3 separate regions of the Homo sapiens genome follow, and regions 2 and 3 are each linked to region 1. The links are chromatin loops, found by intact Hi-C in ENCODE. Cell type or tissue: heart right ventricle. All regions are shown on one strand. Links, peaks and the distances in the headings refer to the core of each region. The heading gives the core; the rest is flanking DNA.

The links. A loop is a pair of places that touch in the nucleus more often than their neighbours do. Peaks named below come from ENCODE experiments on the same cell type or tissue, not always from the same donor. Only the 100,000 strongest peaks of a DNase experiment are listed, where the experiment ranks them.
Region 2: it touches region 1 in a loop (2.5-fold over the local background); 13 of 110 quality-filtered maps call a loop at or near these places.
Region 3: it touches region 1 in a loop (2.4-fold over the local background); 21 of 110 quality-filtered maps call a loop at or near these places.

Annotation. Positions count from the first base shown.
Region 1 is chr2:216,513,630-216,523,928 of GRCh38, forward strand. It overlaps LOC101928156 (a long non-coding RNA gene), which reads left to right and starts at 5,505. Exons shown (of 3, transcript XR_923872.3): 1 at 5,505-5,761; 2 at 7,085-7,145. In heart right ventricle, for the core only: CTCF peaks have their summits at 3,316 and 5,731 (motif pointing right); a DNase peak (open chromatin) is centred at 5,732.
Region 2 is chr2:216,586,124-216,597,086 of GRCh38, forward strand. It overlaps LINC01280 (long intergenic non-protein coding RNA 1280), which reads right to left. Exons shown (of 4, transcript NR_110392.1): 3 at 9,061-9,120; 4 at 3,870-4,960. Among named protein-coding and RNA genes, the nearest start is that of LINC01280, 15 kb to the right of the region's middle. In heart right ventricle, for the core only: a CTCF peak has its summit at 4,834 (motif pointing left); a DNase peak (open chromatin) is centred at 4,923; H3K27ac peaks cover 1,058 bases.
Region 3 is chr2:216,570,921-216,581,883 of GRCh38, forward strand. LOC101928180 (a long non-coding RNA gene) reads left to right here. Exons shown (of 2, transcript XR_427226.4): 2 at 8,001-8,265. It overlaps LOC105373871 (a long non-coding RNA gene), which reads right to left and starts at 6,021. Exons shown (of 4, transcript XR_007088077.1): 1 at 5,746-6,021; 2 at 530-591. In heart right ventricle, for the core only: no CTCF peak of the experiment used is centred there; a DNase peak (open chromatin) is centred at 2,481; H3K27ac peaks cover 2,225 bases.

The DNA of each region.
Region 1 (10,299 bases), core at 1,823-9,822:
TTCTTTTCTTTTTAGAGACAGTCTCCTCTGTTGCCCAGGCAAGAGTACAGTGACACAATCATAGCTCAATGCAGCCTGGGACTCCTGGGCTCAAGTGGTCTTCTGGCCTCAGCCCCCCGAGTAGCTAGGCCAGAAGCTACTGTGTGTTATGCCCGGCTTATTGTTATTATTATTAGTAGTAATAGTAGTAGAGATTGGATCTTGCCATGTTGCCCGGGCTGGTTTCTTGCTATATTGCCCAGGCTGGTTTCAAATTCCTGGCCTAAAGCGATCCTCCTCAGCCTCCCAAAGTGCCGGGATTACAGGTGTGAGCCACCATGCCTGGCCTCAGTTATAGTATATAATTGGAGTCCCACAGGAGAAAGGAGAGATGATAATGGCTTTTTTTCCCCCAAAACCAATGAAAGATACCAAGCCACAGTTTAAAGTATCCCTGTAAACTTACACAAAATAAAAATTTAAAAGTTACACCTAAGAATGTCATAGTATTACTGAATCCCAGAGAAAAAGAGCATAATAAAAGCAGCTAGTAGCAAAAAAGGTGTAACACTAACAGTTAACTTCTTAACAACCATAGAATCTAGAAGAAAATAGAGTTATACTTTGAAAGTGCTTCAAGTTCTGTACTCAGCAATTATAACATCAGAATATGAAGGTGAAACAAAGACAGTTACCTCTGCCACCACCACCAATAAAATACTGACGGAATTGATCACTAGCACACCCACACATCACACAGAAGGCAAATAATCCATGGATGAGACTTGAAGGAAGGAGTGGCAGTCAACAAACGGGAACTATGTCAGTAAATACAAGTGAATTTAGACCACATGAATAGTAGCAGCAACAACTTTGGGGAGTGAAACGAAAATGTATTACAGCAGCATATAAATTGGGAAAGGGTAAATAGTGTTAAAATATTCGAAGGTTCTTGCATTGTTCTGGAAGAAGTCAAACTACAAAGTTAGTATATGTTGCAATCTCTGATAATCATGAAAAGAATAGAAAGTAATATATAACAATACAATGGAAATAGAATTGAAAAACAGAGGAGAGAGAAAAAGAATTTGTAAGACAAGTAGTACCTAGTAAGGTAGATTTAAACGTACCTGTGCACACATGTATATACATACACACACACACATATATATATAGGCACATTTATATATATTTATATCTAAATTTATACATTTGTAATATATATAATATAGTACATATTACATGTGTATTACAATATTACATATTGTATGTAACATATGCCTGTGTACACATGTATATATACACACGTATATAATATACATATTATATATATAAATGTGCCAGTAATAACTTTGCATACAAATAGACTAAGTGTGTCAATTAAAGATATAGTCAAATTGGATTACATACCCAAAGTATAAGGATTAAAGAAAAACCTAAAGCACAAGGAATCAGATATAAAAATAAAATATAAGGAAACAGACTCACCAAAGTTATAAAGATACCGAAAGAGTGAAAGTAAAAGGATGGAAAAAGATATAACAGGCATTTAAGAAATAATGATCCATGAAATGAAAGCTGTGTTAATATCTGACAATGTGGACTTAAAGGCAAAAAAGCATTACTAGAGACAAAGAAGGACATATATATTGTTAAACATATGGAAAACGTGCATGATTTTTCAGCAATTCTGGGGCATTGATATGAAACACTAGATAAGTAGGTGGCAATGGCTCTGAAAATATTCTTGAGGTGCAAATTGAACAATTAATTGAAGAACTTAGAGAAACACTGACTAGAGAAAATCAAGGGGCTGGCTATGGTGGCTCACACCTGTAATCCCAGCACTTTGAGAGGCGGAGGTGGGCAGATTGCTTGAGCCCAGGAGTTCAAAACCAGCTTGGGCAACATGGCGAAACCCTGTCTGTACAAAAAATAGAAAAATTAACCAGGTGTGCTGGCATGCGCCTGTGGTCCCAGCTACTTGGGAGGCTGAGGTGGGAGAATGGCTTGAGCCCATGAGGCAAAGGTTGGAGTGAGCTGAGCCGAGATTGCACCACTGCACTCCAGCCTGGGCGACAGAGCCAGATCCTATCTGAAAAAAAAAAAAAAAAAAAAAAAAAAAAAAAAAAAAGCAATGGCAATGAACAAGACGACCCAGCAAGTTGGAATCATCATAAGCTGGAAAACGTGAATTTGTTAATTTCTAAATAATAGAAATCTCTATCAAGCAAAACTTAAAATGTTAAGAAATGTTTCAGCACTCAAGAGGTAGCAGTAATAGATGCTAACCATCTTTTTTTTTTTTTTTTGAGATGGAGTCTTGCTCTGTCGCCCAGGCTGGAGTGCAGTGGCATGATCTCGGCTCACTATAATGTTTGCCTCCCGGGTTCAAGTGATTCTCCTGTCTCAGCCTCTCAGTTACAGGAGATTACAGGCGTGCACCACTATACCCAGCTAATTTTTTTTTGTTGTTGTATTTTTAGTAGAGATGAGGTTTCATCATGTTGGTCAGGCTGGTCTTGAACTCCTGACCTCAAGTGATCCATCTGCCTTGGCCTCCCAAAGTGCTGGTATTACAGGCATGAGCCACCACGCCTGTCCAATGCTCATCTTTTTTTAAAAAAATAGACTTTTCACACTGTACAAGAACCAACACCTTTGTGATTTGTTTTCTGTTCCTGAAGCCTGCCTGTTCCATTTTGTTTCCTGAGCTGGCATTAAACATTGATGTATTCCTTAAAATGTCTCTTCTGTTTTTGAAACAGGGCTTTGCTCTGTTGCCCAGGCTGGAGTGCAGTGGCATGATCACGGCTTATTGCAGTCTCAAACTCCTGGTCTCAAGTGATCCTCCTGCCTTGGCTTTCTGAGTAACTGGGACTACAGGCATGCACCAACATACCTGGCTAATTTTTTTATTTTTAGTAGAGACAAAGTCTCACTATGATTCCCAAGCTGGTCTCAAACTCCTGAGCTTAAGCGATCCTCCTGCCTCAGCCTTCCAAAGTGCTGGGATTACAGACATGAGCTACCGTGCCTGGCTATTCATAACAATGTCAAGAGGGAAATACAATCGTTACTGTTGCATGTATATCACCATATTCACTATTTGTTTTGTGTACTGACGTAGGTGTCACAGTATAGTCAATAGGTCCTCTAGTTTTTGAAGATTTACATAGTGCACTTTAGCCTTGGAACTTAGTTCATTTTCATACATTTTTGGGGAACCTAATCTGTAAACCAAGAAAGTACTTATCTGCAGATACTCATTCCTTCAACAAAGTGGAGAAATTTGTCAACATGTATTGGCTGTAAGCATCATATATAACACTAGGGGGTGATAGAACATAGCCAGAGGAAGGAAAATAGCCTGGCAAGAATTAAATGTAAGGTTTGGAAGATCCATCTTGAGGGCATATATAAAATGGATACGAGCCTGTGTAAAATTACAGTTTAGTAAATACCAAGTTCTTTTTAAATTAACATAATATGACCAAGCTTTTAAAAAAAGACCAAAAGGAGTTAATAAGTATAGGTCTTCTGGGACAAACCACCCACAAATACATAATGAAGATGAACTTGGGTATATTTTCTATGATCTGCTCATTAGAAAAGTTGAATTTAGTGTTTTTATTTTGTTGATTATATTAAAAATTATCAGATACAAAAGCAAAACTTCAGTGATAATATATCATTAAAGTATATTTCATTGACTAAGACTTTATCAGGTGTTTCTTAAATTACAGTGTTTAGGTCTCTGGCCTCATTTTCAGGGTCTTCAAGAATTTTTTTCCTTTAAAAAGGAAAACTGGCATAGGAGGACAGTATTAAATACACCATCGTAAACACTGGACTTTGTAGTTGAGTAGACCAATGAAGACATGAACTGACGAGGGAAGCTAAGTGAGAGCCCAGACCCTGGCAAGTGGGTCAAAAGGTTACACTGATGGAGGGAGACACCCTGACAGCACTGCCACAGGGCAGAGCCAATGGGATGCTCAGTGGAAGCATAACTTGGAAACTTGGAGGGGAGCCAGGAGGAGAGGCATTCCTTTCTGTCAAGTGGGCACTCTTAAGGTGCATGCCTCACCTTCACACCTTCACACATGAAATGATGTAATTTGTTAAGGGTGAAGACCAATATTATAGGGGTGATTGGCTCTTCTCTTTCCTGATGTTCTTCTGAAAGTCTTTTGCACACTTCTCCCCAAAATAACTATTCTTTCAACTCAAGGCTGTTCTGCTTATATGCTTCTCTTCTTTGGTCTCTAAGTCATGATTAGCATTGGGAGGGCTTTATCAGGAATACCTAACACATGCACCTTGCTGTGAGCCAGGCTGCATTCCAAGGACTTGAACTATATAAACTCATTTAATCCTCATGACAGCTCTGCCCTGGGTATTGTGGGACCGTATTTTACAAAGCTCTTAATGACTTGACCCCTGCTTGCCTTGCCAGCTGCATCTATTGTCAGGTCCTGTTTCCACTCTAAGCACCAGCAGTACTGAACTTCTTTGAGTTACTTGAACAAACCATGCCTGAATACTGTAGCTAGTATTTATCGTACTCTTTCTGTTGGCAAGTGTGTCTCCCCCTGCACTGTCTCCCCTTCTCTTTTCCTCAAACTCATGGATTAATATTATTGTTTCCCCCATTTTACAGATGAGGAAAAGAAGCTTAGATAAGTTAAATGTCATGTCTAGATTATACACTTCAGAGAGGGATAATAATGTGGGGAAAGGATGAGCTTTGGACCTAGAAGTTATGTTATCCAACTTCAGCTCTGCCATTTACTCGCTTAAACCTCAGAGAGGACAGGTGTGGTGGCTCACGCCTGTAATCCCAGCAATTTGGGAGGCTGAGGCAGGGGGATCACAAGGTCAGGAGTTCGAGACCAGCCTGATCAACATGGTGAAACCCCGTCTCTACTAAAAATACAAAAATTAGCTGGGCGTGGTGGTGCGTGCCTGTAATCCCAGCTACTCAGGAAGCTGAGGCAGGAGAATCGCTTGAACCCGGGAGGCAGAGTTTGCAGTGAGCCGATACCACGCCATTGCACTCCAGCCTGGACAACAGAGCAAGACTCTGTCTCAAAAACAAACAAAAAACCTCAGAGAGTATAAGAAACAGATGCAGAGTGGCATATTGCGACAGATTTTGGTGATTGGGAGGGCCAACCCAGGCATGAGACAAAGGGATAAAATTAAGGGAAGAACAACAGAATGGAAAGGAAAGAATGTTTTCTCTTTTGTCTTTTACTTTATTTATTTATTTATTTATTTATTTATTTATTTATTTATTTATTTATTTTTTGAGACAGAGCCTTGCTCTGTTTCCCAGGCTGGAGTGAAGCGGTGTGATCATGGCTCACCACAGCCTCAACTTCCTGGGCTCAAACGATCCTCCTGCCTCAGCCCTCCTGAGTAGCTGAGACAATAGGCATATACCACCACACTCGGCTGTTTTATAATTTTTTATTTTTTAGTAGAGACAAGGTCTTACTCTTTCCCAGTCTGGTCTCGAATTCCTGATCTCAGGTGATCCTCCACCTTGGTCCCTGAAAGTGTTGGGATTATGGGCATGAGCCACTTTGCCCAGCCTGGAAAGAATGTTTTTGAAAGATGATGTTAATAAAGAACAAACAGGATTCCACTGATTAAATTAGGACATGTGCACATTCTGTGCCCCAAACAGGAGTATGAGTGTGTCACTTTCTATATAGGAAAATGAGTGCAGAGAATGGACAGCAGAGGGAGCCCTTGATGAGTTTTGACCATCAAGGTAAGAAGACGGAGGGAGTGACATTTTCCCTGGTGCTCTCAGACCATGAGCTTATTTCTCCCCACTCTATCTTTACTTCTTTACAATAATGGTTGTATATTATTTCCTAACAGAAGTGGCCATGATGTGCTAGCAATTATGCCTGTCCTCACAATTCTCTGTGAGCGTGCTGCTCTATTCCTTCCTCTTCACAATATGAAGAAAGTAAGGCTCAGAGAACTGCCCCAAGTTGAGTTACACAACTGGTACATAATTGAGTCAGGATTCCAATTCTTAGGGCTCTGGGATTCTAAGTGAATCCTCATGCCAAAGTCACTGTTCTGTGCCCTCACATCTATGGTCGTTTTCCCCCCTCTGCAAATGCAAAGGGGGTTAGAAAGACACTCTCAGAGTAACATAGTAGGTTCATTTTAGCAGGGACATTTCAGAAACACAATGTATTAACTCAAGGGAGGTACCCCACACCCAGCAGGCTTGTGGGAAAAGAAATGTGGAGGCTGGTGGCAATGGCAGTATCCAGGATGTGGATATGGGGGCTTTAAAATACCCCCATAATTTCCATTTACCACCACCCCTACCTGGTCTCTTATAAAAAACTGACATTATCTGAATTTTATGTCAAAAGCTTTGCAAATACAGCTTCAAAACCCTTCCTGGCTGCCACCTCCCAACCTTCCCTAAGCTCCACTGTGGCTGGCCTTTCCTGGCAGCACTCAGCCTCCCTCTGGTGAGTGATGGTGGGTTGGGCCAGGCTGTATGTGCTTAGAGACCCTCAAATTGAAGGAGCTCCAATTCCACATCCATAGTTGCCACAAAATAAAGACTCCTGTCTTCTCTCCTTTTTCTGGGACCCCCACTGCGTAGCTCGGCATGGGTCCAAGTCTTCAGGGGGGGCTCAGCAAAGACTTGGTGACAGGCTGATTGATGGATTCTCGCCTTGCCTGCCCTCTCGCCCACTCCTGCAGGCTCTGGCCCTGGTCCACTGTCCAGCTGCCTAAGGGGTCTGCTTTTCTTTGTTGAGTCAGCACCAATGAGTCAGGGCCAAAATCAGCTGCAGGGAGTGGGGAGTACTGCAGGAAATTGTGGGGTTGGAGTAAGAATTTAGTGGCCCTAAAGGAAGGTATAGCCAGGAGCATCTGAAGGGATGGCACTGGGGGAGGTGGTCAGAGGAGGACCCTCTCTGACCTGCTGATGTTGTTGACCATTGGCTCTTGATGGAGCACTTTCCTGTAGTAAAACACAAGAGCTTACTCAAGTCATTGCCTAGGGCCCTAAAAAAAACCCCAGTCTTGTGTCTTTTGTGCTTCAACTCTACTCTTCTAGAGATGCCAAAATGGAACCAAATCTCCATGAACTCTGCTAATGGAAGACGAGGAAAAGGCAGGTAAGTGAAATTCTCAGATACATCCCAACAGCAGTTCAACACTGTCCTTTTGCTGGAGCTGCTGAGTTTTCATCCTCAGTGGCTGATGGCATCGGCTGCCCTCCTTCTGTATTTGCTCATCCACAGGTTGTACACACTAGTAGTGTGGACAGGAGGAGAGTTGGATATTGCTGGAAGGTAGGTAAAGCTGGGCTCATGATGTGGCTCTATACTCAGATTTGCAGGCCATGGTCCCAGGGAATTTTGTTCATTTTATCCTACTAAGCCTCACAACAGGAGCCCGTCAGCCCCCTAAGACAGGAGCAAGGAACAATAATGGTCCCAGGAATGGAAGTCCTACGCCTTTTATAGAACAGCATTGGTGGAACACACCCAGGCTTCCCATATCCTGTGCCCAGGTAGACCACGCAACAAAGACCATGCAGCCAACAGACCCTCATGCGTCCTTCCATATTATTGCCCTTCTTTTGGTAGACAGAGGCCCAAAATATTTTCAAGGGGACATTCTCATTCTCCTTGGCCCTCTCTTGATGATCTATCTCTTGGGAATGAAGCTCAAGAGTCCAACTTAGCCAGGCACAGTAGCTCATACCTGTAGTCCCAGCTACTTGAGAGGCTGAGGAAGGAGTTGTCTTCACCCCTCAAGAATAGGGCAGTGGTGAAAACAGGTCTTGGTTTAAAAATTGAAGACTAGAGCAATCGTTACCACATGGTGATATCACAGATTCTTGGTGTATCCCAGACAGATGAGGTCTTAGAGATGACCTGGTGCAACACGGAGATTAAGAGGCTGGGCTCTGGTGTCAGGCCATTTGTATTCTATCAGTAATTATTCTTAGTATCTAAGTACTCTTAGTACCCACTGGGTAAGTTTCCTAACCTCTCGAGGCCTCTGTTTCCTGGTCTATAAAATGAGGATAATAATAATACCAACCTCATAGGTTGTTATAAGGATAAAATGAGATAATTTTTCTAAAATGCTTAGCCAGACACATGATAAGCAATCAATTTATGTTTGATATTTTTTATCACTATGTTATCGTCTTCACTTCATAGACATTGAAACTAAGGCCCTAAGAGGTAATGTTTCTTAAAGTCACAAAGGCAAACTAATTGTATATGAACATTTCCACTGATTGGAAATAAGGGGACATAAGCCAGGAAAGGCCAGGTTATGTTTCAGTAATAACTCCCAAATGTCCACTTCCTGCCTACATTCCATGTCCACTGTGGGTCAGCTGTAGGCTCTACTAGGTCCTATTACTGTCCTTGTTTCAGGACCAAGGTAGATGAAGTACACGGCCAGCCCTTTGGAAGTGACTCAGATCACTTCTGCCTACATTTCATGAACAAAGCAAGCCACATAGCTTATGGGAGTTCAACAGTATGGGTAAGCATAATCTTCTTACAGGGAGGTAAACAGATATTGGTGAAGAATAATATAATTTATGACCATCTGCTATCTAAGCAAAGATGATCTTAGTATGAGCTATCCCCTGGCATTAACCAATTGAAACACCTGCCCCAAGATGTCAAAATTGGTATGCGAAACTAGAAGACCCTTCTGCAGCATTAACAGGAACATCTATTGATGCCCACTCCTTGAAAAAATTTCTCAAAATCCCCAAACCATGGACAAAATAAAAACTTCCACTTACTGAATATTAATCACACTGTCATGTGGCTCACCCTAGGATGTCCTTATACCAGAACATCACAGAGGGTTCACCTCCCCTCTCACCTCTTAAAGTGTTTCCAACCTATCTCATCCTATTTCATTCCCTTTTGCATTTCATTCCATTAACATCTGATGGTTTGGTGCTAATTACTGGTCTAGATGGTAGAAACACAAGAGAAGGGGGCACTTATCTTTAAGGAAGGAGGAAAACTTCCCTCCAGTGGGGGGAGACTAATAGTAAAGTCAATACATAGAATATATTGTAAGTGCTGGTATGGGCTGAAGGCTGTGGAACCACAAAGGAGAGTCACTTAATCTAGCCTGGGAATGTCAGAAAAGTTTGGCAGGGGAAAGCTGAGGTTGCTGGAATTTCATTCTTAAGAAGGTGTGAGAATTATGCAACTGGTCATCATCATGATGATGTTGGAGACGAACATTTACATCTTTGTAGAAGCAAGTATTTAGGGTTCCTAGTATTTCTTATTTATTATCGAGCATCTTTTCTGAGTGTTGGGCATTGGCAATGTGCTAGGCAGTTAAATGACACAGTCCATGCCTTTTGGGACTTAAGTAAGCAGAGGGTCTCAAAGAATAGGTCTTTCTTGAAGACCAGAATAAGTCTTAAAGAAAAGGTGAATCTCCCAGGGAGCTTGTTCATAATGCAGACTTGTGGGTTCTACCCTAGATTTTCTGGATGTGGAACCCAGAAATTGACATTTCAAACAAGTGCCTGTGATACTTTGATCATACTTGAAGTTTGAAGGTTACTGCTCAAAAGACAGCCATAATATTGATGCATGTAGAGAGGGCCCAGGGAAAAATGGGTTGAGCTTATTGAACAAAGAAATACATTGGAGTAAAAAATATTTGTGTTACCTGTGAATCAGAGGCCAATGCCCTTTGAAGTGTGGTGTAAAGGTTAGAGAACTTGGCATTTCTTTTGCAAGGCTGCTGTTGACTTCAGTTCAGGACCATCTCTTCAAAACTGCTTTCTTGTGCTAACATGTTTCTTTTTTTTTTTTTTTAATTATGTTGCCTTTTATCTCTTCCAATAAAACAATTTTATGGCAGAATCTGGTACCCACTTTGTGTACAACAGCCAATTAGAGGTAAAGGTGATTAATGAATAAATAAAGGACTAATGACATCTCTCTGTTGGCTTACAGTTTACACATAACTTAGATTGGTCTCCATCTTTTTTTTTTTTAAGAGGGTCTCCCTCTGTTGCTCAGGCTGGAGGGCAGTGGCACAATCATAGCTCACTGCATCCTCAAACTCCTGAGCTTAAGCAATCCTTCTACTCAGCCTCATGAGTAGCTAGGACTACTGATGCATAACATCATGCCTGGCTAGTATTTTAAATTTTTGTAGAGATGGGATCTTGCTATGTTGCCCAGGCTGGTCTTGAACTCTTGGCCTCAAGGAATCCTTCTGCCTTGGTCTCCCAAAATGCTGGGACTATAGTTGTGAGGCACA
Region 2 (10,963 bases), core at 1,655-9,654, 72 kb after region 1:
TCACTTCCAAACTTCATGTTTGCTACTTCCCAAAGTCTAGCAGGCAAATCATGGTACGAGAGATGTTAACTGGTACATGACTAGTAAGGCATTAAAGAACATTGAATGGGTCAGGCGCGGTGGCTCACGCCTGTAATCCCAGCACTTTGAGAGACCGAGGTGGGAAGATCACTTGAGGCTAGGAGTCCAAGACCAGCCTAGGCAACAAAGGGAGACTACACCTCTACAAAAACACAAAAATTAGCCGGGTATGGTGGCATGTGCCTGTAGTCTCAACTACTCAGGAGGCTGAGGTGGGAGGATTGCTGGAGCCTAGGAGCTGGAGGTTATAGTCAGCCATGATCACCCTCTGCACTCCAGCCTGGGTGACGGGGTGAGACCCTGTCTCCAAACAAACAAACAGACAAAAAAACATTGAATTGAATAAGGACATATTATTCCCTGCAGATTAAGTCTCAGGGGGACTAAGTATTAAACACTTGCTAATTTCCTTCCTTAACAAAGAGGAAGTACAGACTCTAAGCTAGCCAAGTTATCTGGCTAGATTTTCATACCATTGTCATTTTCCATGTGTTTATGTATTTGTTTACTTATTTTTTGAGACAGAGTCTTGCTCTGTTGCCCAGGCTGGAGTGCAGTGGTGCTATCTTGGCTCACTGTAACATCCACCTCCCAATTCAAATAATTCTCTTGCCTCAGCCTTCCGAGTCACTGGGGCTACATGTACCTGCCACCACACCTGGCTAATTTTTATATTTTTAGTAGTTGGCCAGGTTTGTCTTGATCTCCTGGCCTAAATTATTGATCCACCCACCTTTCTTTTTCTTTTTCTTTTTTTTTAAGACGGAGTTTCGCTCTTGTTGCCCAGGCTAGTGTGCAATGGGGCGATCTCAGCTCACCATAACCTCCGCCTCCCAGGTTCAAGTGATTCCCTTGCCTCAGCCTCCTGAGTAGCTAGGATTACAGGCATGTGCCACCACACCCAGCTAATTTCATATTTTTAGTACAGACGGGGTTTCTCCATGTTGGTCAGGCTGGTCTCAAACTCCCGACCTCAGATGATCTACCTGCCTTGGCCTCCCAAAGTGCTGGGATTACAGGTGTGAACCACTACACCCGGTACCGCCTTGGTCTTTCAAAGTGCTAGGATTATAGGCGTGAGCCACTGTGCCTGGCCCATGCACTTATTTTTATGATTAATTTATACTTAAGATGAATAATATTTGTCTTTCATTTTTGACAGTAGAATAAAGCTACCCTATAAAGTAAATTTATTAAAGTGTAAAAATTAGGTAGATTTAAATTTAAAGTATTAAGCCAATAATGGTACACATGGCATATGAATACTGAAAATTAGTGAAGGGCATTCATGAATGGGATTTTGGGAAAAGCTGATACCTACATTTATTGAGCACTCTGACTGCCACTGGCACTATAGAAGGCATTCTATATGCAATTTGTTGTAATCACACAACAACCCTGAAGAAGGGATGATTAGTCCCCTTTGGCAAATTAGGAAACTGAGGCCCAGAGGGGCGATGTGAGTGGCTGAGCCCACGTTTGAACTCTCTGATCCGAGACTCCTGTGCCTAGGCGATGTGTAATGTCTGAAGTCTTGTCTGTAAGATGAGTCTTAAGGCACACCTGAGCTAATGACTTCAAAGAGCTGCCTAGGGGGGCACATAAGGCAAGGATGCTGTCGTGCTTTGAAACATGTCAGAGTGGCTTCATGGCACATGCTAGTGCAGAAGGATCAGTGCTTGGGTCTGATGCTCTGCTATTGCCTCCTTGAGAATCTTAATACTTTTTCTTTAGCTGTGTTTGTATTTCAAGTCTGGTGGGATAATGCACAGGAGGCTTGACACCTCGTCTCACCTGCGGCCCACCCCCGACTGTCTCCCTGGGATGGGTTCTCTACAGCCCAATCTGGCCTCCCCCTCCCCACCCCCAACTCCATAGTGGTGGCTACCTTCTGCCCAGTGTGTTGATGGGCCACGTTCCACTATTAGTCGTCCTGGCCTGGATGCAGCCACAGACAGGGCTGGAGTTGGGCACGTTCCGCAGTATCTCACATGGGGCAAGGTTATGTCCCTCCTCAGGGTTGCAGTGCTGTGGCTTTTGCAGTGGACAACTGAGTATGAGCCTCTCATTCACCCTCATTCCAGGGAACCTGGCACCCAGGCACCCTGGCACCCTGGCATCAAGGTTGCAACTCCTGGGGAGATAGCCTGTCCTCTACAGGCTGAGGCAGTGGCTCATCTACAGGAAGGGGAGATCCACTTCCCCGCCCCCTGCCAGTCTCCACGTCCCATTTTGCTTTTGGCCTCACAAATGATGTAGTCGGCCCTGAATGCAGTACAAGTATAAGGAAGTGCCTAATGTGTGTGTCCCTGTGTGTGTTGTGTGTGTCCATGTGGAAAAGCAAGAAGACAAAGAGAAAAGCTCAGGAGAAAGGAAAAGCCTTCTCTTCCCTTGGGAAACCTCCAGGGCAGGGGAATCCACAGAGATATAGCCAAGCACACAGGACTGATGTCCCAAAAGGCAGCTCTCCTCTCCAATCCAGCAACTTGCTATGGGCCTCTGTTTATGCATCTGCAAAATGAAGGGTCTGGGAATGGGATGGAAATGGGAATCTATGGATTCTCTCCCCAGAAAAATGGGGATGTTACATGGGACTTCAAACCATCATAGCTGCCCCACTATGTGCCTGTGAAACTCACTGATGGGCCCCAGGGGCTCCAGGTTAGGAATCCCGGGACTGGAGAGTCTCTGATGTTCCTCCTGACATCCAACCGGGCAGGAAGAAGCAAGCAACCTAAGAAGGCTGAGTGGGTGGGAGGCGGGCTGAAGTGTAAAGGCACCAACTGCAACAGAAGAGAAAGCCTTAGTGAGACCCGTGAAAAGAGCAGAGTAATGAAGATGGTGCAGTGTGACGGTTATAAAATCCCCCTGGGAAATGAGGCAGTCAATTAAAAAGAAAGAAAATGAGGACAGACAAAGAAAAAGTCCATCTCCATAGAGTAGAAAGTGACAGGTTAGCAAAGCTGTCTCATGAGATGTGTGCACTAACAGTCCCTGGGGACCTTACCTGACTTCCATGGCGGGAGTGACAGCTCTGCCAGCTTGCTCTCTGATGGGCCACTGGAAGATTTCTGGGGCTAGCTGGCCAAAGCTCTGGAGAGAAAGAGTGAGTGGACACCAGCTTCAAAGAAAGTCACTCCAGGGCCCTGGGGTAAAGTAGCATAGAATAGAGATTTGAAGTGAGTGCAGCAACAAATGGCATAACAAAATGTTTAAATTCAAAAAAGGAAGCCCAGTGTCTGGGGAAATGAGCAAGTAAATGACCAGACACAACATGAGAAGGCCCAAAGGGAAAATCGGGGGAATTTCTGATATTCACAGAGATGTGATAAGTGGATGTTTTTGTTTGTGGGAGAAGACACGAAGGCTTGTGTTACATGTTTTGTAATTTAATTGCATAATTTGCACAAAATTTAAAACTCACACAAAACAGGACCAAATGTTATTCCCGGATACCTAGATTGAAAAAGAAGATTCTGCGAGGAGTGGACCAGGCTGAACACAGGAGTGGAATTATTTTTTCCAGAGTGTAGGCCCCCGTGAGAGCCAGAACCACAGGTCGGGAAGAGTGTTTGGACTCAGCCCTGGGTTTAAATCTGTCCTCTGCCACCCTGAGCACTGTGATTGTAGTTATTTAAGTTATTTAAATTGCAGTTTCATTGTTCTTCAAAAGGGGAAAGTAATATTTGTCATGCCTGTGCCACAGGGTGGTTTACAGGCTCTTATGGAAAAAATGTGTGTGTAATAGCTTTGTAAGCTGTAAATAACTTCAAATGTAAGACATTATTGCTTTGCTCATTTATTTGTTTATTACCAGTCCAAGTACTCCCATTATCCTAGCTAAACATAGTGTTTTCACAAAGTTAAACAAAGTTAAAGTACCGTAATAATTCAGTCCAGTCTGTCCTTCATTTTATTACTGTTATCAGGGGAACATGGGCTGGAATGGGGCTTTATCCAGTCATTCTTTTCACTTCTTTTTTCTTCTATTGGATCCATCATTCATTCAACACACAGTAACTGAGACCCTGCTGAGGGACAGACATCCCACAACTCACCAGGGCAATGAAGGCATGTGGCATTGTCTTTCCTGGGGGAGCTTGTTGGCTAGTGAGGGTTTTACATCCCATCAACAGAAAGGAAGGAACTCTCCCCACCTCCATTCACACTGAAGCTCAACTAAGTTCTATTTTAATTTTTGCCAAGCCAAAGCAGATTGTCCTCTGTTTCTAGAGATTAATTTGACGTCTGCCTGGGCCTCTGCTGGCTTTCCTCATTTTAGTTTTCCTGAGACCCGTCAGTTTTCTGCGTGGTGTGTAAATTGGCTTTCGAGACTCACAGTCTTTAGGCTTATTCTCAGAAGTATAGTCTCCATCTTCAGTATGTCTAACCAAACAAATTCCTCACTCCTTAGGGCTAAACTACTGAAACCATCCTTGGAAAGACTACTTTTAATTTTTTGATTTGTCACAGCTATGGAATATGATATCCTCTCCTTAAGCTGTAAACGCCTTAAAGACAAAAGCCTTTTTTCTCCCAAATTGTCCTAGATTCTAATTCCCACAGCTCAATATATGTTGAAGTGCTGGCCATGGGGTCTGTCATCTCTCTGGGGGAACCAACACTCAGGAAGGATGCGTCCACATTTCTCCTTAATCTGCTGCTTCCTTGGGGTGACTCCCTAAGCCAGAGCTGGGAACATGAAAAGCTGAGTCTCAGCCACGGTCATGCCCTCTGGAGGTCGATCACAGCCAGCTGGAGAAGTTCACCCAGGGGCTGTAGGAAGTACTGCCAAGAAGTGGAGGAGTGAAGCATCTGTCCGTGTGGGACGTGGGTACAGTTCCAGGGGAGGGTGTCACGGGTTTCTTATGGCCACGTACTGCGGAGCACAGCAGAGACGATACTTAAAATGAGAATTAGGTCTCAATGCCTTCTCTAAACTATTTGCTTAAAAAATAATAATCTCCTGGCAAGGCATAGTGGCTCACTCCTGTAATCCCAGCACTTTGGGAGGCTGAGGCGGGCAGATCACTTGCAGTCAGGAGTTCAAGACTGGCTTGGCCAACGTGGTGAAACCCTGTCTCTACTAAAAATACAAAAATTAGCCAGGCGTGGTGGCACGCGCCTGTAATCCCAGCTGCTTGGGAGGCTGAGAGAGGAGAGTCATTTGAGCCTGGGAGGCAGAGGTTGCAGTGAGCCGAGATCGCGCCACTGCATTACAGCCTGGGTGACAGAGTGAGGCTCTATCTCAAATAAATAAATAAATAAATAAATAAATAAATAAACTCACTCACTCACTCTCTTGGTAACATCCCCCATGCCAGCTCCACCCCAATGCATATCTCGTCCAACTGAGCCCCTTCCCACTGCTCCCTCCCATGGTTTTCCCCCATTCTCTCTAATCCCTTCCATTGCTGACATCTTGAGGTTTCATTTGTTTCTTTTTTTTCTAAGCAAAGACTCTCCTGCAGCTGGTTCCTTTCCCATGCACGCTCAGGCCCATCTATCCTTCCGCTTACCCCGAATACCTGTGCACCAGGAGCTGTTCTTCCTTGGAAAACTTCACCTCCCCGTCCCCTGAGACAGGAGGGCAGCCAGCTTATGGCTCCTCTGTGGTCCCAATTCTGTATTATTGTTCGTCTACCATCAACTAAATGCCTTTTCTTGGTTGTTGTTTATTTTGGTAAAGATACGCATACCATAAAAATAAGTTGCAATAGCCATTAACTTGGGTTAATGGCATGCTCACTCCACAAATATCACAGAGGCTATAGGCAGGAGACCAACAGAGCCTCAGTCCTGGTTGTAGAGGACTGGTTCATAGAGACAACATTGAATTGATATACCATTTCTGAGCATGATCCCACATGGGCAATGCCTCACTCTACCCCATCCCTAAACTCTGCCCCAGCCCCAGGCAAGTGACAAACCATCAGAGAGTGAGCGTCTACCCCTCACGATGTCTTACCAATGTGGGAAATGGGGAAAAGGGGCACATGGGGTTCTGGGGTTCAGTGAAGCTCAGAAGATTGGCTTTCGAGACTCACAGGCTTTAGGCTTATTCTCAGAAGTATAGTTTTTATCTTCAGTATGTCTAACCAAACAAATTCCTCACTCCTTAGGGCTAAACTACTGAAACCAAACATTTCCTCTACACGCTATTCTTCTGGACATCCGTATCAATGATCCGTCTATTGTTTGGATCCCTGAAAGCACCACAAAGGGATGTTTGTTGCAATTCAGGAGTGGGCTCTAGCTCACTCCCTATAATCTCCATCAATACCTTCCCTAAGTGAATTCTCCCAAAATCGAAGATAAGACAATTGTCTTCTTAGCAAACATAGCTTCGAGATACATCCACAGGATGATCTTCCCACCAGACTGCCCCCTCTCCTCTCTGAGTACTGGATGCACTGCTACCCTAAAGGCGCAGCCATACCATCAACTGCTACTTAAGGCTGTAACTTTGCATCAGAGCCCACCAGGCAGCTGTGTCAGCTTCAGTCATGCTCTGATTGCACCCTCTTTACCCTCTTTACCTGCTTCCCTCCCTTGAGTCAACCTTTCATGATCCTTGGGATGTGCCCCAAGATAAAGCAGCCCAAGGCAATGGTGGGGCACATGGAGTATAAATACTGGAACTGAAATTCACTAGCCATGCCACATTGTCCAAGTCACTTTCCCTCTCTGTTCCTCTCAGCTCTTTCATAGTTGAATGAGGCCACTGGAACCAATAATCTTCCAATTCCAGGTCTATAGGTCCATGGTGGTGTTGCTTTGATACCTCCATAATGTGTCCAAATGCCACAACAACCAGCCCATTGTTGGGTCTCCAGCCATTGGGACGTTTTCATCCCCTGACTTCCTGCTTTGCTCTTTTTTGCCCATGCTTAATCATAGCTCATCTTGATCATCCGCACGTGGAATCTGCCATTCCCTGGACTCGTCTCTCAGATGGCAAAGTGGTTCTGGAATCTGATTGGGTCCTAAGTTTTGCTCTGTTTTGTTGTTACAAATCATGCCCTTTAATCTAAGCTGACTCTCACTGTTGCTAAGGACCCCTTTTACGTATCCCTGAAGAACCATTATTACACACCTCAGCTTGTCTATTGCGAACATTTTTTAACCCAACTTCCCATCTCTAGCAGATGCTCTCAAGCTGGATCCATACCTTCTCAGCTTGTGCTCTGTCCAGGCATGCTTCCAACCACCTGCGCCTGGCTGCCAGAGCGGCTGTGTCCATGGCACTGCCCCCTAATGTGACCCTTAGAAGCACCCCCAAACCAAACACTGGTGGGAGCTGGCGGATCAATGAGCCGGCTTTCTCACCTTTCTAGAAGGATACTTTTGAGAGGTGTGTTCTGTGCTGGTTTCTGGAGTTCTCCACTGGACAAAGCTGCAGACACCATGGCAGACACTGGCCTGAGAGGGCATCCTTTGCTGAGCACCTTCCCTTCCATCTCATCTCTCCACTCCCTTACGGTTGCTTCTGGAATCAATTCCCACGTAAACTAATTGTCCCAAATCCTCATCCTGGAGTCTGTTTTGGGATACCCAAACCAAAACACCATCTCTCTTCCATCTCTATCTCTCATAGCCAATAACCTCATATCCTATTTTGTGGGGACATAAGGCTGGTTGAGTTTATGGGGAGAGCTGTATAGCCTTACTCATGTGCCTCTGTATCCAAACCTTAAAACTTTGTAGGGTCTTGCTTAACCACTCTCCCCACCACTCAGCTTTTTTTTTTTTTTTTTAATCGCCTTTATTTCTTTTCTCTACTGGCATGTTTCTTTCTGTCTTTAACCTGTTGGGAAGGAAAATACACCTTTCCTTGAACCTGTTCCATAACCTACCGACCTTCCCTCCCCTCAGAAGCATCTCCCTGGAATTGTGAAGGCTCTTCACCTTGGCATGACCTACCCATTCCTCCTTCCTTTGTGACCTGGTTTCCATCCAGGTCACTCTGGTAGTGCCATGGCAAGATCATCACTGCCACCTCATTTTCCAAATCCACTAGCCTTTTCTTATCCTCATCATATTTTCCTTGACTGTTTATCTTTTGCCTCACTTTAACCTGTTTGTTATACTTGGCGTTGGGTAATATTGTGAAACCCCATTGCAATCACATCACTCTCCTGGTTACAAGTTTTTGAGGGTGCCTACTGGTAAAGGGATTAAAGCTGTTTTCTTAATTCACACATTTCATCTTCCATGGATGAACTCTAGCTTTTCAGCTCATCTTGCAAGCCCTCCACTACAGGTAATTGGTCTACTAATGAGCCTCCAACTATCCAATATCCATTTTTGCCTCCCAGAGATACCTTAAGCCAAAATGCCCTCATTTCTCCTTCTTACTTTTTTTCATGTCCCCACCCAGGGCAATTTTATCCTGATTTACAAAGTCTTTCCCATTTTCTCCCAGCCCTGCTTCCTTATCTAAGCCCTCATGGGCATTCATTGCCTTGGCCTATTCTTTCGTACTTTCCTATTTCCTTCGTCAAGTGTGTGCCCTTTCTCTTCAATAAGACAGGGACTGTTTATAACCCTAGAACCTGATCCATGGCATTCCATGTATGTTTGCTGATGATGACAAAGATAAAATAGAATGTCTAAGTCAGTGTCAAAGAAGTCACATACTGCTGGGTGCGGTGGCTCACACCTGTAATCCCAGCACTTTGGGAGGCTGAGGTGGGTGGATCATGAGGTCAGGAGTTTGAGACCAGCCTGACCAATATGGTGAAACCCCGACTCCACTAAAAATACAAAAATTAGCCAGGTGTGGTGGTGGGTGCCTGTAATCCCAGCTATTTGGGAGGCTGAGGTAGGAGAATCGCTTGAACCCAGGAGGCAGAGGTTGCAGTGAGCTGAGATCATGCCACTGCACTCCAGCCTGGGTGACAGAGTGAGACTCCCACTCAAAAAAAAAAAAAAAAGAAAGAAAGAAAGAAAGAAAGAAAAAAAAAGTCATATACTTGCCCTCCTGCAGCTTAGCCTCTGGCAGATGGAAGACTGAAGAGCTTCTCCCATCAGAGGTGGCTGGAACACAGTTGTGAGGGTGTTATCTTTGGAGCCTCCTCCCTTTTCCCTCCATGGGCATCACACCAGGCTCCCCCCTAGGTTTACTCCAGCAGAGCCTGGTCTCAGCCTATTGTTTATGACATCTCTTTGGAGACTTTTGGGAAGGGTGACACCCAAATTATCTTATTAAAGACTTTATTTTTATTTTTATTTTTTGAGGCCGAGTCTCATTCTGTTGCCCAGGCTGGAATGCAGTGATGCGATCTCGGCTCACTGCAGCCTCTGCCTCCCAGGTTCAAGCAATTCTCGTGCCTCAACCTCCTGAGTAGCTGGGATTAAAGGCGCCCACCTCCATGCCCAGCTAATTTTTTTATGTTTTTAGTAGAGATAAGGTTTCACCATGTTGGCCAGGCTGGTCTCGAACTCCTGGCCTCAAGTGATTCACCCACCTCGACCTCTCAAAATGCTGGAATTACAGGTGTAAGCCACCGTGTCTAGCCCCAAATTATCTTTTGATAGATATACCCCAACACCCCGAAAGGGAAAGAAATTTGTCCAAGGCCATGTGCTAATAAGTGGCAGAGTCAAGACTGGAATTCTCCTCTCCTCTATCCCAATCCAGGGGGCTTTTTCCCAGGCCTGGGTGAAAATTCAACTTCACCCTGTGCAGGAGGCAACAGGAGTCTTTGCATTATCTAGGCAAAGACTACAGCTTTGGAGGCAGCTGGGCCTGTCACTTACTAACTCTTTGACCTTGGGGTAATAATTTAATTTTTCAAATCCCAGTTTCCTCAGGCATAAAAGTGGGCATAATACCATCTATCTCAAAGAGTTATTGTGAGAATTAAATTAGATGGCATATAGAATTTTACATTGGGAGGAGGTATGGCATTTTGTTGAGAAGACGGGCTTGGGTTTGAACCTTGGCTTTGTAATTTCTTGGTGGTATAACCTAGGGGGAATTATTTGACTTCTGAGAGAAAGACCTCAGTTTCCTTATACGTAAAATGAGGATAATAATAACTGTACTTCATTTATAGGAATAAAGGAGATAATGTGTAGCCAGTGCTCAGCAGGGTGCCTGGCACATGGGGAAACTTCTGCTCTTATGGATGATCACACTATGTCAGGCGCATGGCAGACTTCCAGAGAATGTTAGTTTCCGGTTTCCTTTGCGAGCAAATACTATAAACAGGATAATGGGAAACACATTTTAACAACGAGAGACAGACAGAGAGAGAGAAACGTTTTCTGGGACTTTAGGGCAACTTAGGCAACCACTGTTCCTAATTACCAGCTCTGTCGTGTTATTTGTGTTTGTGCTTCTCTCCTGCACTAACCTACGAGCACCCTCAGGGTGGAGTCATGGCTATTTATCTTTGCTTTCCCAGCAGGCAAACAGTATCAGGTACATAGTGGGCGATCAAAAATGTGTGCTGAATCATTGTCATAATTGGCTTTTTAGGAAAAATAATGGAAGCAGTACATGAAAAAGGAAATGCAAAGTAGCATGAATATGTATTTGGTGGAATGTAAATATAAGATAGTAACATCCTAGAGAGCTTTCTGTTTGTCAGGGACTGTGAGTGTGTAATGATGTGTTCAGTTCTGGCCACAAATCCTACAAGGTGTGTACTATTATTATCCCCATTTTATGGATAAAGAAATTGGGGCACAGAGAGGTTAAGAAACTTGTTGGAGGTTATATAACTAGTGAGCAGTAGAACTGCATTGGAATCCAGGTGGCTTGGCTGCAGAGACTGGTCTTCTAACCAGTATTCTGTACTCCCCTCCTTACGATTAAGCACTAAATTAGCCTCGGGCAGTTGTGAAGGTTAAATGAATGTAAACCACAATGCCC
Region 3 (10,963 bases), core at 1,812-9,811, 57 kb after region 1:
ACGAAAATTAGCCAGGTGTGGTGATGCACATCTATAATCCCAGCTACTCAAGAGGCTGAGGCACAAGAATCGCTGAGCCCAGGAGGCAGAGGTTGCAGTGAGCCGAGATCACGGCACTGCACTGTCGCCTGGGCAACAGAGCAAGACTCTGTTTTAAGACAGACAGATAGACAAACAAACAAACAAACCCACTATGACAGTGAGAATGCAAAATGGTACAACTACTTTGGAAGACAGTTTGGCAGTTTCTTACAAAGCTAAACATAGTCTTAACACATGATCCAGCAATCACACTCCTAAGTATTTACCTAAATTAGTAGAAAACTTATGTCCACACAAACATGTGCTATAAACATGAATGTTTATAGCAGGTTTATTCATCATTGCCAGAATTTAGAAGTAACCAAGATGACCTTCAGCATCTATTTGTGAATGAATAAACAAACTGTGGTATATCCATACAATGGAATATTATTCAGCGATAAAAAGTGAGCTATCAAAACAGTGAAAATATAGGGAGGAAACTTACATGCATATTGCTTAGTGAAAGAAGCCAATCTGAAATCTGTATGATTCCAATTTGATGACATTCTGCAAAAGGCAAAACCATAGAGTAAGTTATAAGATCAGTGGTTTCCAGGAGCCTGGGAGTAGAGGAAGGAGAGAGAAATGGATAGGTGGAGCATGGGAGGTTTGTAGGGCAGTGAAATCATTCTGTAAAATGATGGGCACATGACATTATGTGTTTGTCAAAACCTGTACAATGTACACCACAAAGAGTGAACCCTGACTCAGCGGACAAGGAACTCTGTATTTTCTGCTCAATGCCAAATGGTACAGCCACTTTGGAAGACAGTGCAAACAATGTAAATTGTGAACTTTGTTAAAAATAGTGTGTCAATATTGGCTCACTCATGGTAACGAATGTACCACACCAGTGCAAAAAAGGAGGGAGGTATATGGGAGCTCTCTGTATTATCTGCTCAATTTTTCTGTAAAAAATAGTCTATTAATTTTTTTAAAAAAGGGAAAAGGAATCTTTGTCCCATAGTGTATTGACTTTTGGGAGTGACTAAGAGGCTGATGGTGGTGAAAGTGACAGCCATTCTAGAAAGTCCTCAGAATGACTCATGGGGCTTTTTCCTGGGCTTTAGCCCCCTTCTTTGTCAACAGGGAGTGGAGTTTCAAGGCCTCAGTTGCACGCTGGCTTCTCCTTTGGGCACTGCCTAAACTTCAGGTGGTCTTTGTCAGAACTGGTGCTCAGGTGTGCTTTGTAACAAGCAAGGGCTCAGCCCCTCCTCTCTCCCCTACCTTGCCCCATTTCAGAATTTAGGAATCATGATTTCCTTCCATATCTATAAGAGATGGGGACTGACGTTTTTCCCTGGACAATAAATAATTGTCAGCATTTTCACAAAGGAGACTTTAGTACCGTCTCTGCCACTCACTGGGTGACTTTGACCAAGTTGCTTCGGCTCTCTGGGACTCATTTGACCTATGTGTAAGTGTAAGTGATGTGGAGGGAGATAAATTGGGTGATTTTCCAAGAAAAGAACCTTAATATGTAAAAAGATATAGGTGGGACTGCTCTGGTTGAAGGCAGAGAAAGTAGAGAGAGAGGCAGCCTGGAGTTCCGACCCACCACTCACCTGTCCTCTTGACCCACTGATGCCCTTGAGCTCCAGAATTTCTAGAACCCCAGGGTAGCATGGAGCACAGTTTGAGAACTCCTGATCCACCCACCTCATTTTATAAACAGAAGGGCAAAGGACTTGCTCAAGGTTGTACGAGGAGATAGTGCTCAGGATGGAATTAAGACCCAGGTTTCTGGACATCTAGTTCCGTGCTCTTTCCCCTCACTGTTTTGCCCCAGTCCTGTTGCGGCCACTTTTTGTTTATTGAGTAGGAAACACCCTCCCAAGCCCAAACATGAGCTCTGCCCTCTGGGAATGGAAACAGCAGCCCACACACAAATCGTTGCCACTGCCCATGTACCCACCCAGGGTGCCAGCAATACAATCCTGACTCTTACAGATAATGTGCGTTTATAACCCGCTATGAGATTCCTCAGGTTCCTAGGCCTCTGAGATCATTCTGTCAGGGATTTGGATGAACCATTGGCTTAGAGTTTTAAGCAGCTTTAGCAATTGTCCTCTGTGCCCACATAGCACTTAGTTATGCACAGTCCTGTATTCTTATAGCCTCATCCTTTTGGAGTATTGGTCTTAACTCTTCAACTGGATGCTCTACTCTGTAAGAACACAGTTCCCCTACGCCTAATTTTGTGTTCTGTACACAGTGGGTGCTTAGTTAAAAGTGCTCAATCATGCTTCTTTTCAAGGTCATTCCACCCATTCCTGCTCATAAAATGGGTAGGGGAGCCACATCAAAGCGAGTTCCAGAGGCAGGCCAGCTTTTGACCTATCAGAAAGGGCAGTGCACCACCTCGCCCAGCATGGAAAAAGTGAGAAGGAACTAGGCTGGCGGCCAATGAGGGTGTACTACAAATAGCCGCTACAAGTTTGGAACATTTCCTGTGCTGAACCCTGCAGATGTGTGATCTCCGGGAATGCTAAAAACAAACTTGGATGGACTTATTCCTACTCATGGTACAGATGAGGGAACTGAGATGTAGAGAAGGGAAGTAACTTGGAAAAGGCTTTAGAACTATGATTAGAACCCAGGTCTAGCTGATGCCAAAGCGCAAGTTAATAATCTCCATATCAGGATGACCAAGGGCACTATAATTGGGTTTTTAAAAGTCCTAGGGTCACATAAAGAGCTTGCATATCACATTTTTTGATAGCCCTCTGCCCAGTCTTTAACCTTCAGCCCACCTTGCTTTCTCTCCCCCTCCTGCAGCCTCCTAAAGAGTTTAGGACACTGGGCTGGGTGCGGTGGCTCACGCCTACAATCCCAGCACTTTGGGAGGCCGAGGCGGGCGGATCATCTGAGGTCGGGAGTTCGAGACCTGACCAACATGGAGAAACCTCATCTCTACTAAAAATACAAAATTAGCTGGGCGTGGTGATGCATCCCTGTAATCCCAGCTACTCAGGAGGTTGAGGCAGGAGAATCACTTGAACCCGGAGGCAGGGGTTGCAGTGAGCCAAGATCATGCCTTTGCACTCCAGCCTGGGCAACAAGAGCAAAACTCTGTCTCAAAAAAAAAAAAAAAATTTAGGACAACGAATGAAAGGGCTAGAGAATGTAGAGCCAGTGAGTTTATAAACCAGGCATGTCAACATGGCTCAGAGACCTCCAGGGGTGGGGAAAGAGGGTGCTGGATGAGACATGAACACAGGCAGAGATAGGGTAATGAATACAGAAAATCTGTAGAGTTTATCCCTGGGGGCCTGTAAATCTGGAACACTGTGGTCTAACTGAGCAATCCTGCTAATGCAGGCATGATGAGTAAAAGCTTCTCTCAAAGCTGGGGACTCTGAGAGTGTAGCAGGATGGTTACTCAGGCATCTCGGAGTAGGACAGACCTGGATTTCATTCTCAGATCCAGATCTGTCACTTATTAGCTGAGGGGCTTGGGGCAAATTACTTAAGCCTTTAAACTTTACTTTGCCATCTGTATTAGGAAATAATACCAACCTCAGAAGGTTGCAAATATTAAGTGAGATTCTTATTGGGTGCTTAGCATTATATCTGGTGTATTGTAAGCATTCAAGAAATAGTTGCTATTATTGTGATTATTATTAATGTTATTCAGGTTCAGTTTCTTATCAAGTAGGTATATATTTTTTTGATGGCCAAAGGGTTTGATAGCTCCTGTTAGGGACCCAAGTCAGCCCTTACACTCAGACTCCAGTGCAACAATTAACTCTTGCTCTCTGACCCACAGCCTCTGCAGTGTTTGTGTATCTGGAAGTTTACCTGGTGGAAAGAAAACTGTGTAGCTTCCGTCCAAAGATAGATAGGGTGGTAGCTCGGAAGAAAAATTACGCAGATCCCAGAACCTCTAACTTTCTTGAAAACTATTGAAACTTCCAGAATACCCAAAATCATGAAACCAGTTTTAAAGTTCTTGCTAGTCTGCAGGCAACCACAGACTCAAAATATTTGGGCTAGACTCTTCTATGGAAACAGAAATCATCTGGCCTAATCTCTTCTTTTGACAGATCAAAGCACCAAGTCCTGGAGAAAGGGTGAAATTTTGACTAGACCTACAGATTATTAGAATTGCAAGGCAGCGAACAGCACCACAAAGGACTGAGAATGAGACTCAGCCAAAAGTTTCTGTGGATCTGGTGGCCTCCAATCCACACGATTTCCTGACAACTCCAGTGCACGATGGTTGTTCCCACTGCTGGGTGACTAGTGTGGCAGGCTTCTGCTGTGTTGCCCCATTGCTCTTATGACTGATTGGCTTGTAGCCTGCTGAACCCAGGGGATAGTGAGTTCTTTGAGGGTAGGGGACACTTTAGCAATTAGAATCCTAAAATCACAAACATGTTTTAGCTGGAAGGAACCTTAGAAACGCCATTCTCCCATCCCTTTATTCTACAAATGGGAAGACATAGGCTCACATAGGGAAGGATCACATTTATGGTCACCAGTTTCATGGTGGCAGAGCCAACTCCAGAGCCTCGAATCCTCTGACCACTTCACCAAGCTGTGTAGTTGCACTGCACACTCAGTAGAGCCTCAATATGCTGATGACTCATCCATTTTTACCCCTAGATCTGTCCTCTACTCCTCTACCCAGAATTTCTGACTTGCAAATCCTACTTCCTATTCAACATCTCAACTTGGATGAGTAACAAACATCCCCACATGTCCAAAATGGGGCTCAGAGAAGATTGGGCATGTGTGAGTGTGCATGTGTGGTGTCAGGAGGTGGGAATAAGCACTCATCACACATTAGGTTCTTGTTGGCTAGAAACACTGTCTAGCTAATACCAGTGGTGCTAATAGATTACATAGGGCAAAAGAAGGGTTGTGTGCTCTCTGTAGCAAATGCCAAAGAGTAGCGTTATCATACTGGGGAAGTTTCAGAGCCAGCCCTTCCTCTTGCCCACACATATAGCTGGCATACACTGGCATAAGGAGGAACACACTGGGATGTCAACAGAGTCACACACACACACACACACACACACACACACACACACACACACTCAATGTTGAAAACTGTTGTAACTCTTGTATTATTGGTAGATTGAAACTACCGTGTTCAATTCCACATAATATTAAAAAACTACTTTAATCTGAAACTTTATTAGACCAGCTGTTATCTGTTATCACCTGTTCACTCCTGAAAACTTTTTTTTTTTTTTTGAGACAGAGTCTCACTCTGTCGCCCAGGCTGGAGTGCAGTGGTGCAATCTTGGCTCACTGCAACCTCCACCGCCTGGGTTCAAGCGATTCTCCTGCCTCAGCCTCCCGAGTAGCTGGGACTACAGGTGCATGCCACCACGCCCGGCTAATTTTTGTATTTTTAGTAGAGACGGGGTTTCACCGTGTTAGCCAGGATGGTCTGGAACTCCTGACCTCGTGATCCGCCCGCCTCAGCCTCCCAGAGTGCTGGGATTAAAGGCATGAGCTACCGCGCCCAGCCGAGAAAAAATTTTATTATAGCTTCTATAGTGCTATTTCTTACAATTCTGATTTTCTTTTTTCAGGATCTACCCTGTTTGAATTGCCTTTATGACAAAAACTGCAAAATGCAGCCCCAAGGGAGAGAATAATATAACTCATTATATAAGATCGATCAGAGATTAAATGAATACCTACCAAATACCAATGTCTTCATTGATGCTAAGCTTCTCCCTCTTGCAAAGATAATCAACAAATTCAATTGCTTCCTAAGTTGATGGCGGTGGAACAGTGCGAGCCCTCCAATTTGCTGTGGCAGGAAATAATACATCTGGTGTCCTCAACCACCACTCTGATTTGTTCAGATGACAACTCAACAGGAAGGGCCTCTCAAGGTGCAGTCCTTTCATCTTTAAGACGAGAGATTGTGTTTCTCCTAAGATAATCTTGCTTTTTCTGATTTCCACAGTAGAATGTTTTATGTGCTGTGGAAAAAGAATAATACAATCAGGAACATATCAAGGTCATATCAAGACATACCAAGGTCATCCACACAGGCCTTCTTACTTTCAGTGGACTGGAGATAGACTGTCAGTAGATGAACTCCTCAGACAGTCTTCATGGACTCTATTCTGTTTCCTTTTGTGGGTCCTTAGGAAATAGAGAGTGCTAGAATAACTACATTCTAAACGTCATAGAATAGAGATTAGGGATAAAACAGAGAAGGAAAAGAAGGGAAGCAGAAAAAGACCAAGATACAGTTGATATCTTAGCAACAGGCAGATCACACATGTCACTATTCAGTATCTACAATTTTCTTTCCTTCCTTTCTTTTTCTTTCTTTCTCTTTCTTTCTTTCCTTCCTTCCTTTTTTTCTTTTTCTTTCTTTCTTTCTTTCTTTCTCTTTCTTTCTTTCTTTCTCTCTCTTTCTCTCTTTCTCTCTCTCTTTCTTTCCTTCTTTCTTTCTTTCTTTCTTTTTTCTTTCTTTCCTTCCTTCCTTCTTTCTCTCTCTCTCTCTCTCTCTCTCTCTTTCTTTCTTTCTTTCTTTCTTTCTTTCTTTCTTTCTTTCTTTCTGACACAGTCTTACTTTATTGCTCGGGCTGGAGTGAAGTGGCACGACTATGGCTTACTGCAGCCTCAACCTCTGGGCTCAAGTGCACTCAAATGATATTTCCACTTCACCCTCCCAAATAGCTGGACTGCAGGAGTGACTCACCATGCCTGGTCATTTTCTTTTGTTGACCATGCGGTCAAGACAGGCATCCTCCTTCTTGAAGACGTCTTCCTTAGCAGCCTGGACAAACTGAAATTTTTCCTGAGATGAAAGTTCTGTTTTTCTCAGGAGACACACCCCAACACACACACACTAGAGGCTGAAGGTGACTTTGCTCATGCCTTTATTGCATCCCCACAGGTCCCAGCCCCAAGGATGGAAGAGAGCAAATGAATGTAGACATTTTCCCTTGGATAGAAAAAAAAGAGAGAAAAAAGGCTGAAAGTTTGTTCTAGTTTGAGAGAAAAAGAGTTAACAGTAGGGAAAAGGAGGGGGTTTTGCTGGGGTGTGGTGAACATGCAGAAGGTTGTTTATAAGGTGTTTCTTAAAAGCGATCTTTCAACAAGCTGCTCATCTATCTATTGCTGCGTAACAAGCCACTGCAAAACTTAGTGGCATCAAACAAGCACGATTTATTAGTTTTTCCAGTTCTGTGGGTTTACCGAGCAGGTCTTCTGTTGGCCTCATGGGGCTCCCTGTCCAGCTGCATGCAGCAGGCAGGTTTGTGCAGCCGGCTGGGCCTCTGTCTCCTTTATCCTGAAAGAGGCTAGACCTTGCCTCTAAACATGGCAATGACAGTGTCCCAAGAGAGTGAAAGTAACATCTACAATGCAAGATCCCTTAAAGATCAGCTCAGAGATTCACACTGGGACATTTCCGCCATATTCTATTGATCAAAGCCAGTCACAAGGGCAACCCATGTCCAAGGGATGGAAAAATGGATTCCATCTCTCAGTACATCTATAAACTGACAGAGTGAAGAGAGGAGGGCACAGGGGAAGCATGACTCATCAGTGGTCATTATCATAACAACATATCACATGAAGCAGTTGTCAGATATTAGAATGTTGGAACCAAAAGGGACCAACCAGGACAGGAACCCAGGACTCTTGACTTCCAGTCCAAGCCTCTTCCCACTAAGCCAGTTATTCCAAGCAATACTTAGCTCTCTCTCAACTGCCAGGAGATTCAAGCACATCATGCTGCTAGATGTGGCTTCCAGCACCAGCTCAGTCAAATGTGGAGAACCACCTTCTGCCCTAAGCAAGCCTGGCTTCTTCCCACCCTTCCCCTTGCTTCCCACACCATTTTTATACATTCCATAGACTCAAAACATTCTCCGTAAATTTTAACAAGTTGATGAGGAATTTCTACAGTGAAACTCTTTTTCCTTTTGCAGCAGAATGGAATAACAGCAAACAACATTGGAGGAGGACTTGTCTGGGAGAGCAGCCATTTTAAAGAAGAGCACATTAAGTCACAAACAGTCGCAGCTGATCTACTTTGCAGCATCGCCATACATGCCTAACTAAATATTGAAATCCCGGGAAAAACTCACTGTGCATCATGTTCCAGAAACTAGCTTTGCAAACAGTCTTTTCAGATGTGTACATTTTGTGTATTTGAGGCATATAATATATATATTTTCCTCCATGTTCACCCAACCTTTACTCCTATACTTAATTCAGCTGCACTGCCATAAAAGCATTTCTATAAAGTACTTAATTTCAGGTGAGGCAGGGCAAAGAGAAGCCCCCAGGCCCAGGCTCTCCCTCTAGGAGAGTAGTTTTCTACTGGGGATGGTTTTGTCTCCCCACCCCCACCCCACATCTTTGGGGACATTTGTCAATGTCTGCAGCACCTTTTATTGTCATGGAGGAGAGGTACTACAGGCATCCAGTGGGTAGAGGTCAGTGATGCTGCCAAACATCCTACAATGCATGGGACAGCCCCCAAAATGAAGAATGATCTAGCCCAAAATGTCACTAGTGCCACTGTTGAGAAACTTGCTCTAGGAGCTTGTAATTATGACATCGGGGCTGGAATATTTTATGTTCAATGAAAATGTTGCAGATTTCTATTTAAATCGTCATTTGGGCTGGGTGCAGGGGCTCACGCCTGGAATCCCAACATTTTGGGAGGCTGGGGCGGGTGGATTCCCTGAGCTTAGGGGTCTGAGATCAGCCTTGGCAATATGGCGAAACCTCATTTCTACAAAAAATACAAAAATTATCCAGGCGTGGTGGTACATGCCTGTGGTCCCAGCTACTCAGGAGGCTGAGGTTGGAGGACAGCTTGAGTCCAGGAGGTTGATGTTGCAGTGAGCTGAGATTGTGCCACTGCACTCCAGCCTGAGCAACAGAGCGAGATCCTGTCTAAAAACACATTCCATTCAAGTGTGTTTTAAACTATAGAGAAGAAAAGGGACATGGGAGCACATTTTTGGCAGGGGTTAAGTCGTGAAATACACAGTTTAGAGAAGAGATTATTTTCCATAGCGATGAGGCATTCATCACAAAGGAGGGACAGCTGACTATGTTAAAATATAATTGCCAGGTAAATATTTTCTTGACTACAAAGTGATGTTATAGGGTATTACTCAGAGAAGGAGGCGTTCCAATTAGTCGCTAATTTTTCTTCATTTTTCCAGTTCTGATCTGGAGACAGATGCAGCTGTCACTGATGTAGAGCCAAGGTTTTCAGGACCTTTCCTCGTCACTAATAGGAAACTACCCTCTTCCCCCAAAGGGCCGAGACTGGCAGGTACAGTGAGCCCAGACAAGATTGGAACTTGTCAATTTCTCATGTATGTAGTTCTGAAATCAAAACCTCTCTCCCAGAAGTCTCTCAGTGATGGAAAGCCTGGCCAGGTGGTGGGTAGATAGTCTTCTTGTGTTGCATGAGCAAAGGGACTCAGGCTCAGGGAATTTACATAACTTGCCTAAAAACACACAACTGGTAAGAATTGGAACCAGGCTCTGAAGTCCCATCTTCTCTCTTCTAGATTGGATTGCTTTCTTATTGACTTGGTACGTTGAAAAGGGCACTTGATTGGGAAACAAAAATAGCATCAAGTTTTCTTTTCTTTTCTCCCTTCCCTTCCCTTTCCTTTCCTTCCCTTCCCTTCTCCTTCCCTTTTCTTTCCTTCCCTCCTTCCTTCCTTCCTTCCTTCCTTCCTCCCTTCCTTCCTCCTGCCCTTCCTTCCTCCCACATTGACTATATCAGCCCTTAGTTTATTCTGGAGAAGTAAAAAATAGTTTGTTACATTTTTTTCCCAGATTCTAGTTATTATACTAACTTTACATTCTTTTAAAAATGTTTTTAACATCAAGTTCTCTGTGGCTTTAACATCTCTAGACCTAAGTCTAGAGATGTTAAAGGAGGACCTAAGTCCTCTTCTGTAAATTGGGATAGCAATAATGTCTGGCGTGTCCACAGCCCCTCACAATTTCCATAATCTCACTGGATCTAGACTTCTCTCACTAGGCTCCTAAGAATTCTAGTCTCTTCCATTCACAAGGAGCTATGAGGCCATTGGTGAGTGGATGGAGGGTGAGGGTGTGCAGGTGCTGCTGCTCAACTCAGACTCTCCCTGCCCCAGAGTAGAAGAGGCAGAGAACAAAGAGGGTGTGGTGTGGGTATGGGCCATGCATGACGGTGGATAGATCGGGACTGTCATGGTAGCAATAGCAGCAGAGTCAAGCTAAAGAGAAGCTGGACAGAGCAAAGCGCTGAAGAACATTTTCTTGACTTTCCTTTGGTCTATGCAAAGTGCCATTTACTCATTCATCCATCCGTCCATCCATTAAGCCTTCACTGAGTCCAAACTGTGCTCCAAGCACACAGTGAAGAGTTAAAGTTAACTAAGATAAGGTGGATCCCTCCCCTCCTAAGGTGTCAGAGTGGGTAAGGGTGTAGGTTTGGGTATCAAAAACCTGAGTTTGTCTTCCAGGTCTGTCACTTCTTTGGGTAAACTCTTTAACCTCTGTGTGACTCAATTTCCCTATGTGTAAAATTGGAATAATAGCAGTCCATATTAAAGGGATGCTCAGAGGAAGGTAAAGCACTTAGCATAAGGCATGGCACAGAATCAGTATTCCATAAGTGTCAGCTATTGTGTTACTATTAAGTGATGAGGCAGATATGTCAATAATTCACTGTTAGCTGACCTGGAGCCCTGGTAGATGGAGCCCATTGAAGGAAGCTGGAACATTCAGGCAGGAAACAGGCACGAAAAAAGAAAGGAGAGAAGATGACCCAAAATGCCACCATGGCATGTGTGTCTTGCTTTTATTTTTTATTTTTATTTTTTGGCTTCTACTTGGGCAGAAAAATAAACATATAGAAAAATCCCCATGAGAG